2 separate regions of the Homo sapiens genome follow, and region 1 is linked to region 2. A link is an interaction called in ENCODE POLR2A ChIA-PET data of the cell type or tissue named here. Cell type or tissue: PC-9. All regions are shown on one strand. Each heading gives the region's core, and the rest is flanking DNA. Links, peaks and the distances in the headings are about the cores only.

Region 1 (5,380 bases), core at 171-5,170, 290 kb after region 2:
CCAGCTGCTTCGGAGGCTGAGGCAGGAGGCTCCCGGGAGGCGGAGCTTGCAGTGAGCCGAGATCGCGCCACTGCACTCCAGCCTGGGCGACAGACCGAGACTCCGTCTCAAAAAAAAAAAAAAAAGAAAATGATACAAGAGGCCGGACGCGGTGGCTCATGCCTGTAATCCCAGCACTTTGGGAGGCTGAGGCGGGCGGATCACCTGAGGTCAGGAGTTCAACATCAGCCTGGCCTACGTAGCAAAGCCCCGTCTCTACTAAAAAGGCAAAAATTAGCCAGGCATGGTGTTGGGCGCCTGTAATCCCAGCTACTCGCGAGGGTGAGGCAGGAGAATCGCTTGAACTCGGGAGGAGGAGGTTGCAGGAAGCCGAGATGGCGCCATTCCACTCCAGCCTGGCAATAGAGCGATACTCCATCTCAAAACAAAACAAAACAAAAAGATACAAGACATGAAAGAATAACCTAAATCAGAATTAGAAAATTCAGAAATTAGACACCAAAAAGAATTAGCAATAAAAATTAAAAAGAAATGAGAAAAAGATCAGAGTCAAACCTAAGGATTGCTTTTTTTAAAAAAAAATAAAAGGGAGAAAGTGACAAATACTAAAAATGAGCAAAGACCCAAAATATGAGTAATAGCAGTTCTTATAGATGAAGACCAACGAAAGGGAACAAAAGAAATCAAGAAAACTTAAAAAAAAATACTTAAAAAGTAGATATTGAAAAAAAGACATTGCAAACTTGAGAGTATCAACCCAGAATGACCAACACCAAGTGGTCTAGTAAAAAAAAAAATCAGATTGTCATCAGACTTCAACTGCAATGTTTTATGTGAGAAGAAAATGAAGTAACATATTTAAAATACATAAAGTGTAAGCCAAGGATTTTATATCCAGCAAAACTGGAATATTGTCTCCATGAGCCCCTTATGAGGAATCTACTAAAGCAAGGATTGGCAGTCCTCAAGCTAAGAATGGCTTTTTTTTTTTTTTTTTGAAATGGAGTCTTCACTGTGTTGCCCAGGCTGGTCTCAAACTCCTGAGCTCAAGCAATCCTCCCATCTCAGCCATCTCAGTGCTGGGATTACAGGCATGAGCCACCACACCCAACAAGCTAAGAATGGCTTTTACATTTAAAAAATGTGTTGTTAAGTACACACACACTCACGAATACATTAACAGGACCATTTTTGGCCCACAGAGCCTAAATATTTAATATGTAGCCTTCTTCAAAAAAAAATTTGCCATATCTAGAACTAGAGAACAAGCTTCAGACCAAAACAACCAGAAACACTGGTGTAAGAACTGGAGCAAAGCACTAAACACAGAGCTACTTAGCAAATCAATTCTAAAGAAGACTTTCAGGGAGAATTCAATATGTAATGGCTATATGGCCCAACAGTGAACATGAAGATGTAGTACACCAAAAAAGGAGGGGGCAGGATGAGAAAAGCATCTTCAATTTAAAAATTTTAAACTTTTTTCATAAGTTTCATAGTAGCAATCATAATTAGTAATTATGTCTAAGTGATCATAATTAGTAGTGGTGGTACTGGCACTGCAACTCTGAGACTGCTGTGTATATATGAGATGAATCAAATGGGATAGTCTATCATTCCCTGTTGTCTTTTAGGGGGATCTAGTTTTTGCGATGCATTTAATAGGCTATTCATTCACTACAATTCTCAAGGAAAACATTCTTGTTAAAGCCAGTTCATTTTGGACTAATAGCAGATTATCAAATCTGGTCATCTACCTTATTTGGCCTGAGATCCTCTTGGTGGTTTTCAACAAATTCACCCTCAGAAGACAAAGCTTTTGAGATGCAGGATATACTGCAGCGTGACCAAATTCTAAGGCCTCAAAAGAGAATTCTAGTCCCAGTTCTATGACTATTTAGCTGTGCCACAACTCTCTAGACCTGCTTACCTAACTTTTTAAAATTTATTTATTTATTTATTTATTTATTTGAGACAGTCTCACTCTGTCACCAGGCTGGAATGCAGTGGCGTGATCTCGGCTCACTGCAACCTCCACCTCCCAGGCTCAAGCGACTCTCCTTCCTCAGCCTCCCGAGGAGTTGGGACTACAGGTTTGTTCTACCACGCCTGGCTAATTTTTGTATTTTTAGTACAGACAGTTTCACCATGTTGGCCAGGCTGGTCACAAACACCTGACCTCAAGTGATCCACCCACCTTGGCCTCCCAAAGTGCTGGGAATTATAGGCGTGAGCCACCACATCCAGCCTTTTTTTTTTTTTTCCCCAAAGGGCCTGTTTTTTGTAAGGGCCTCACTCTGTTACCAGGCTGGAGTGCAGTGGTATGATCATAACCCACTGTAGCCTCAAACTCCTGGGATCAAGCCATCCTCCCACCTCAGCCTCCTGAGTAGCTGAGACTACCGGTGCACACCACCGTACCAGCCAAGATCTGCTTACTTCTCTTTAAAATGAGGGCTTACGTGGTCTTAATTTCTCCAAGATCAGGTGGAAAAGGCATCTGGGTTAGAACGGGGGAAACTTTTCAAATCTATGTTCCTCATATAACAGCTCTACTGTTTGCAGTAGAGACACATATCTTCCTATTAATAAAACTTGGGCCAGGCGTGGTGGCTCACACCTGTAATCCTAGCATTTTCGGAGGCTGAGGCAGGAGGTTCCCTGGAGTCCAGGAGTTCGAGACCAGCCTGGGCAACATAGTGAGACCCTGTCTCTACAAAAATAAAAAAATAGTAATTATTAAAAAAGGATGTTTCATTCAGAATTTCTATACTCATATTTGAAAAACAATGAATAATTCTTGTCAGGTGTGATAACACTACTCATGTATGGAATAATACACTGCAATTTGCCTTTCAAGTTTTATTGGCATAGCCCTTTTGTACTTGTTTCACTGTAGATGAGCACGTCTGAGAAAGATATCATTGGGCTACATTTTGAATAAGAGACTAGGTAGAGGGGAATCATTAGGAAGTGTTTACTATAGTCTTGTCTCTGTCCCCTTAGACCTTACAGGAAACCCAAAGATATTCCCCAAGGTGGACTGGTGCAACACTGACTGCCAGAGTATTTAACCACAACATGACATAGGACAAGCCCTCTAATACTAAAGTACCTGGGAAACATTAGTCTGTTGCATAATGAGCATGAAGTTAGGACAGAGATACAGATGGTCCTGAAAGGCATTTCCACTTATCCACCCTCGTTCTAGACAGCTTACTGATGGACTCCCCTGTGCCAGGCTGTTCTGTGCTCCCTGCAATTTTACTCACCTTCTTTGCACTTTACTCTCTTAAACAGTGGGACCATCACTGGCAACACTCTAATCTTCTTAATTTAATCCAATCCCATAGTCCTTGGGATAATCTCTCTGCTGTATGTTAATTTTACATTTATTTCTCTATTCTCTGAGTTTTGTTAAGTCACTGAGTTATGCCAATGTAGTTTTATTGAGTTATGCCAATAAAATATGTGCTGATATTTCCCCTAAAAAAATTGGCAAGTATTTGGGGAAAGATTAATACTCATGAATTCATGAGAGAAAAACTGGGTGCTAACTATGCAGAATCACTAGGGTATAATAAGGGTTAAAACAATCAGGATGGATAAGAGTAACCAGAAAAGGACTTCGAAAAAATAGGATTTAGATATGAAGCTCTAATTTGTGACTATACCACTTGGTCCATCATGGGTAGCCACTCTCATCTTCTGCCCCATTCAAACCACAGACACATACGACTGTTCATTCATTTTTTGTCAAATCTTTGAGTTGGAGCCAGGCACAGTGGCTCACACTTATAATTCCAGCTACTCAGGAGGCTGAGGCAGGAGGCTCAATTGAGGCCAGGAGTTTGAGGCCAGCCTGGGCAAAATAGCAAGACTCTGTCTCTCTAGAGAAAAAAATTAAATATCTCTCTAGGAAAAAAAAGGTTTTAGTGCCTACCGTGTACCAGACACTACCCTGGAGATACATCACTGAGCAAAACAGATGAGTATCTGCCCTCATGGAGCTTCTGTTCTTTCTAGTGGGGAGAGACAAACAAGACCCTATATACAAACATATATATGTGTGTGTGTAGTCTGTCATATATGGAAAAGTGCTTTGGAGAAAAATAAACGGAAAAGGTAGAATAGGGAATGCTTGTGGGCAGGGAGCTATTATTGGATATGCGATGCTTAAGGAGGCCTCGCCAAAAGATGGAATTTGAGCAGAGACCGGGAGGTGGTAAGGAAATAGCCTCACTGGAGACTGATAAAACATTCCAAGCAGAGGGAACAGCAAGTGCAAAATCCCTGAGGAACATGCGTGGCAAGCTTGATAAACAGAGGGGATTATGGTGGTGTGAACAGTCTGAATAAAAGGAGATGAGGTCAGAGAAAAAGCAGTGAGAGGGAGCAGATCGGGTAGGGCCTTGCTGGTCTATCTAGACTTTGGCCTTTATCAGAGATGGGAAGCAGCTGGAGAATTCTACTCAAGAGGAGAATCTGATTGACATTTTGAAAATATCACTGGCTGATATATTTAAACTACACTATACTACAGGGACATAAGGGCAGACAGGAGGAAACTCATTTGAGGAAATGTACAATAATCTAGGCAAGAGACAGCAGGGGTGAACTGGGGGGCAGCAGTGAAAGTGGTTGGATTCTCAATCAATCTAAAGTTGGATCCAACAAGTTTTGATAACTTGGATGTGATTTGTGACAAACAGCAGTCAAAAAGGAGCCTTGAGGCTGGGTGTGGTGGCTCATGCCTGTAATCAAAACACTTTGGGAGGCCAAGGCAGGAGGATCGCTTAGGGTCAGGAGTTTGAGACCAGCCTGGGCAACACTGGGAGCCCCTATCTCTACAACAAAACAAAACAGAACAAAAACAAATTAACCAGGTGTAGTGGTGTGCACTGGTAGTCCCAGCTATTCGGGAGGCTGAACTGGGTTGCCTGAGCCCAGGAGATTGAGGCTGCAGTGAGCTGTGATCATGCCACTGCACTCCAGCCTGGGTGACAGCAAGACCCTATCTATCTCTTTAAAAAAAAAATGTCCACAGTTTCCAGCTGAGCGACCAGAAGGATGGAGGTGCCAACTACAGTGGTTAGGAAGACTTGACAGGGTTTACAGAAAATAGGAGTTCAACAATTAGATGACTGACATTCAGAAGAGAGTTACAAACTGGAAACAAACATTGGGAGATGTTAATGCACAGAAAAGACTGAATTGAGTTAGAGAGAAAGGAGATCAAAAGATTGAGATCTGGGAAATCTGCAAAAACAACATGAAATGACATGGCCAGAGAAGTAGGAGAACATGAGCCGGGCACAGTGGCTCACGCCTGTAATCCCAGCACTCTGGGAGGCTGAGGTGGGCAGATCACTTGAGCCAA
Region 2 (5,362 bases), core at 1-5,000:
CTAAATTTCTCTACTCTGTTAAATACAACAGAATGCTATTTCCATATGCTTCTAAATCTCGGTAAAATGCCAATAAAAAATACAAAAGGTTCAAATACAGGAAGTAAAAGACAAAGGAACAAAATATAGATTAGTAAAGTCCAACAACTGAGTGATGCAGAAAGAGAACAGAAAAATAAATGGTATAGAATTTCTTTTATTTATTTTTTTTTAAGACTGAGACTCACTCTGTCACCCAGGCAGGGCACAGTGGCGTGATGACAGCTCACAGCGACCATATCCACCTGGGCCCAAGGAATACTTCTATCTCAGCCTCCCAAGTAGCTGGGACTACAGGCACACGCCACCATACCTGGCTAATATTTTTATTTTTTGTAGAGACAGGGACTCACTATGTTGCCTAGGCTGGTCTCAGACTCCAAGATTCTCAAGCGATCTCAGGACTCACTCAAGCAATCCTCCCACCTCGGCCTCCCCAGGGGCTGGGATAACAGGCATGAGCCACTATGCCCAGCTAGTTTTCTAAAGAACATTTTCTTTTTACTGAAGAACGTTTTCTTTTTACTGAAGCTTTCAAGCTGAAAGGGCCAAAAAAAGTCCATGCAAAATACACGGAAAAAATACCCAGACTGTAACATATCATAGTGAAATCTCAAAGCCTGAAAATAAAAAAAAAAGGTCCTTAAAAACTTCCAGAGAGGGGAAAAAAACAAGTCACATAAAAAAGATCTATAATCAGAATAGCAATGCACTCTTATTTGAAAGTAAAAATGAAATACTGTTGAAATCTAGAAGACAAATATACGGCCTTCAAAAGTCAGAGTGAAAATTAAGTTTCAACTTATAATTCTGTACCAGCTGAGTCATCAATCAAGTACAGTCAGGCCCCATATCCATGGGTTCTACATGCGTAGATTCTGCTAACTACAGATAGAAAGTATTAGGAAAAAAAAAAACTGCATCTATACAAACTTACACTTTTCTCTTGTAATTAATGTCTAAGCAATACAGTATAACAACTATTTACACAGTATTTACATTGTATTAGGTATTATAAATAACCTAGAGATAATTTACAGTATACAAGAGGATGTGCATAGGTTATATGCAAATACTATGCCATTGTATATCAAGGACTTGAGCATCCCTGGATTTTGGTACCCAAGGGAGATCCTGGAACCAATCTCGCAAAATGTCATTTTGCTCCCATACATTAAGACTATATAAGAGGCCAGGCACGGTGGCTCATGCTTGTAATCCCAGCACTTTGGTAGGCCAAGGTGGGTGGATCATCTGAGGTCAGCAGTTCGAGACCAGCCTGGCCAACATGGTGAAACCCTGTCTCCACTAAAAATACAAAAATTAGCCAGGCCTGCTGGCGCCACCTGTAATCCCAGCTACTCAGGAGACTGAGGCAGGAGAATCATTTGAACCCAGCAGGCAGAGGTTGCAGTGAGCAGAGATCGCACCACCACACTCCAGCCTGGGCAACAGAGTGAGACTCCGTCTCAAAAAAAAAAAAAAAAAAAAAAAAAAAACATACAAACCAAAATACCAAGACTGTATAAGAGCAAAAAGACATTTTAAAGCTTTGCAAAAAGCTAAACTTTTGTGTCCATGTATTCTTCCTTAGGAAGCCATTAAAAGAAATTAGGATAAATTTTTTAAAAGGCACTATCGAGGGCCAGGCGTGGTGGCTCACATCTGTAATCCCAGCACTTTTGGAGGCCGAGGCGGGCAGATCACGAGGTCAGAAGTTCGAGACCAGCCAGGCCAACATGGTGAAACCCCGTTTCTACTAAAAATACAAAAATTAGCTGGGCATGGTGGCGGGCGCCTGTAATCCTAGCTGCTTGGGAAGCTGAGGCAGGAGAATCGTTTGAACCCGAGAGGCAGAGGTTGTAGTGAGCCGAGATTGCGCTACTGCACTCCAGCCTGGATGACAGTGTGAGACTGTATCTCAAAAACAAAAGCACTATAGGACTTAGTAAATAAGGAATATAATACAGAAAAAAGAACTAGAGAACAGCCACTCCAGAGTGGAGCAGAGTCAAAAGCTACTATGGAATAGGTTTCCAGCAAGAGCAAAAATCGAACTAGTGTGCTTGCTAACATGGAAAATGTTAATCATAAGCTCATGACAGAAATACAGGCACATTTGCAGGAAACGAGCAATAGGTCTACAGAAAACCAGTCAACTGCCTAAATAATAGGTATTAACTCCAGAAAAAACAAAAGCTTGTATAAGACTTGGATTTAGTACAAATTTGGCTCAATACTGAACAATATATGCATAGTTATAAAAATGTAAACATTCTGTACTAGTTTATAAAAAACCTGTGATATGGCCGGGCATGATAGCTCATGCTTGTAATCCCAGCACTTTGGGAGGCTGAGGTGAGCGGATCACTTAAGGTCAAGAGTTCGAGACCAGCCTGACCAACGTGGTGAAACTCTTTCTCTACTAAAAATACAAAAAAAAAAAAAAAAAAATTAGCCGGGCATGATGGCATGCAGGCGCCTGTAATCCCAGCTACTTGGGAGGCTGAGGCAGGAGAATCACTGGAAGCTGGGAGGCGGAGGCTGCAGTGAGCCAAGATGATGCCACTGCACTACAGCCTGGGCAACAGGGCCAGACTCTGTCTCAAAAAAAAAAAAGAAAGAAAGAAGAAAAAAAAACTTGTGATATAATTATGTTGAGGAATGAGGAAGATGAAAGTGGGCAAATGTGTGAATGAGTAAGTTCTGAGTCCTCATTTTCACAAACCAGAGGTCAACAAATATTTAAAAGCTATGTATCAAGAAGAAATAGTGATGTATTACTAAGCAACAAGAAGGCAAATACCAGACAAAATAAAGGGCTGAAGTTGCTTGATTCTGGAGGGGGAAAGCAAGGGGATGGGAGAAAATAGGGAACATTATTTCTTTCATCATAAATCTTTTAGTGCTAGCTGACTTTTAGACATCAACATATGCTTTCACATGAAAATTTATTTTTAAAGCATTGTATTTGTTACAGAAAAAAAAAGTGCTCTAAAAGATACAATTCGTGCCAGAATACATTGATATAAATTTTAAACAATTTTGCTCATAATTTTTGAGGCAATATATTTAAAATCTGGGAAAGAAGTTAATGCAAGTGATGACAAAAATCATGGTAGAAAATGTGTAGAAACAGAAAAATAAAAATGTAAAATTTCACATTTTAGCATGAAGAAATCAATTAAGTTCACACTACAGCAAACTAGAGTTGCTTTACAACCAACTATATACCCATCATCTCCACTTTGTTGTTGCTTTGAGACAGGATCTCACTCTGTGGCCCAGACTGGAGTACAGTGTCTCAATCACAGGCTCCAGCAATCCTCCTGCCTCAGCCTTCCAATGCTGTTGTTTTGCATCTGAAACCTAATATATCCAAATACAACTGATTTTTCTCGCCCAAAATGTATTCTGCACCAAGTCTTCACCATCCTGAAGATAGAGTTGATTCCCCCTCTTCAACTCAACCAGACGATTATGCAAAAAAAACCAATCATCTTTGGTGCTTCTCCTTCCCTTATACTTCTGTCCTCTGGTAGGTCCTATCAGACCCGGTTTCTTGGCAATAGCTTCCTAACTGGTTGAATATTTTCTTTGTCTCCCACAATCAACTATGCATTCAGCAGGCACAGTGATTTCAGGGATAAGAGGAGGAGAAAGCAGAAGCAGTTACTTGAGAGCTATCATTCATCATATGTAGCCAAAGAAACATAGTAAGACTAAGTAACTAAATTTAGTGTTCCCATTTACTTAGCAGAAAGCCTAAAAGTAGCTTGTTTTTCTTATAATAAGAAAGCACTAAAGGAAGCTATGATGTAAAGACTAACATAATTAAAAGGAATATTCTTGATTTCTTGCTGTTTATGAAAATTCATACCTATAAGGAAGAGGGTTAAGTGTCACTGTTCATAAAACCTTCAGCTTTCTGAAATTTTACATGTATAAAAATGTAGTTAGGTGACTTTCACTTTTGGCATGATGGAGTAGGTGAAGCTGAACTTTTTCTTTCATCATAAAGAAAACTGGACAAAATATATGAAATAACAGGTTCAACAGGTGGTGCTAACAGGTGGCGCAAGACTGTGAACCATGAGAACGGGAAACAAACATGATGAGCTCTAGTAATGCCACCACTTTACTCCTGGAGGCACTTCCTAGCTCACAGCACAGGAAGAAGGATCCCAAGCAAACTACAGGAGTCCACAGAGTTAACAAAGACTGATGTTCAACGAGGCTGAGGCACTCTGCAAGAGATGAAACCACCCTGAGAAAGAGATCCAAAAATCCACAGAAGATCCCCATGTGTCTGTTGTTGAAAACTGTTGAGTACTAAGTTTTGCATATGTAGGGTGAAACATAACAAGGCCAGACAAAGAATGATGAGGACGCATTAAGTTTAACAATTCTCACAGCCCACATGGTAGTAAGAGTTCCAACTTGCCAGAATGGAGTGTCAACGAACAGCTGTAGAATTCAGTAAATACTGCAAAAAGGTCATTCCTTAAGAGTAGACATACACTAGCCCTAGAGTATTACTTTAGACCCACCCTAACAAACCCTCAAAAAAAATCAGGTTGACAGACAAGCATCTTCACTGTGCACCACAACAAAGTCCAACACCACTCTTTAAAGACAGTTAAATTTAGTAAAATAATATAAAACCTATAATGTATAACATCCAATAGAAAATATCTAGACACCTAAGAGCAGGAAAACATGATCCATAACCAGGAGAAATTAAAAACGTGATGGAATTACGATAAAGAAGTTAAAACAACTATTATAAATGTGCTCAAAATTTAAGCAATGGATAAACAAATGAAGAGGAAAATGAAATATATTCGAAAAAAACAAATAGAATTTGTAAAGATGAAAATACAGTATTAAGGCTGGGCACAGTGGCTCATGCCTGTAATCTCAGCACTTTGGAAAGCCAAGATGGGCAGATCACTTGAGACCAGGAGTTTGAGACCAGCCTAGCCAACATGGCAAAACCTTGTCTCTACTAAAAATACAAAAAAAAAAAAAAAAATTAGCCAGGCATGGTGGCGCACACCTATAATCCCAGCTACTTGGGAGGCTGAGGCAGGATAATTGCTTGAACCTGGGAGGTGGAGGTTTCAGTGAGTTGAGTCAAGATCATACCACTGCACTCCAGCCTGGACAACAGAGCAAGACTCTGTCTGAGGAAAAAAAAAAAGAAGGCCGGGCACAGTGGCTCACGCCTGCAATCCCAACACGCTGGGAGGCAGAGGCAAGCGGATCACGAGATCAAGAGATTGAGACCATCCTGGCCAACATGGTGAAACCCCATCTCTAC

Evidence for each region. Peaks named below come from ENCODE experiments on the same cell type or tissue, not always from the same donor. Only the 100,000 strongest peaks of a DNase experiment are listed, where the experiment ranks them.
Region 1: POLR2A ChIA-PET joins it to region 2 with 8 read pairs; 3 of 35 experiments call an interaction of 5 or more read pairs at or near these places.

The regions. Positions count from the first base shown.
Region 1 is chr4:139,034,788-139,040,167 of GRCh38, reverse strand. The region is part of intron 1 of NOCT (nocturnin); the gene reads right to left. Among named protein-coding and RNA genes, the nearest start is that of NOCT, 22 kb to the right of the region's middle. In PC-9, for the core only: no CTCF peak of the experiment used is centred there; no DNase peak of the experiment used is centred there.
Region 2 is chr4:139,328,749-139,334,110 of GRCh38, reverse strand. The region is part of intron 1 of NAA15 (N-alpha-acetyltransferase 15, NatA auxiliary subunit); the gene reads right to left. Among named protein-coding and RNA genes, the nearest start is that of NDUFC1, 29 kb to the right of the region's middle. In PC-9, for the core only: no CTCF peak of the experiment used is centred there; DNase peaks (open chromatin) are centred at 2,760 and 4,080; H3K27ac peaks cover 1,741 bases.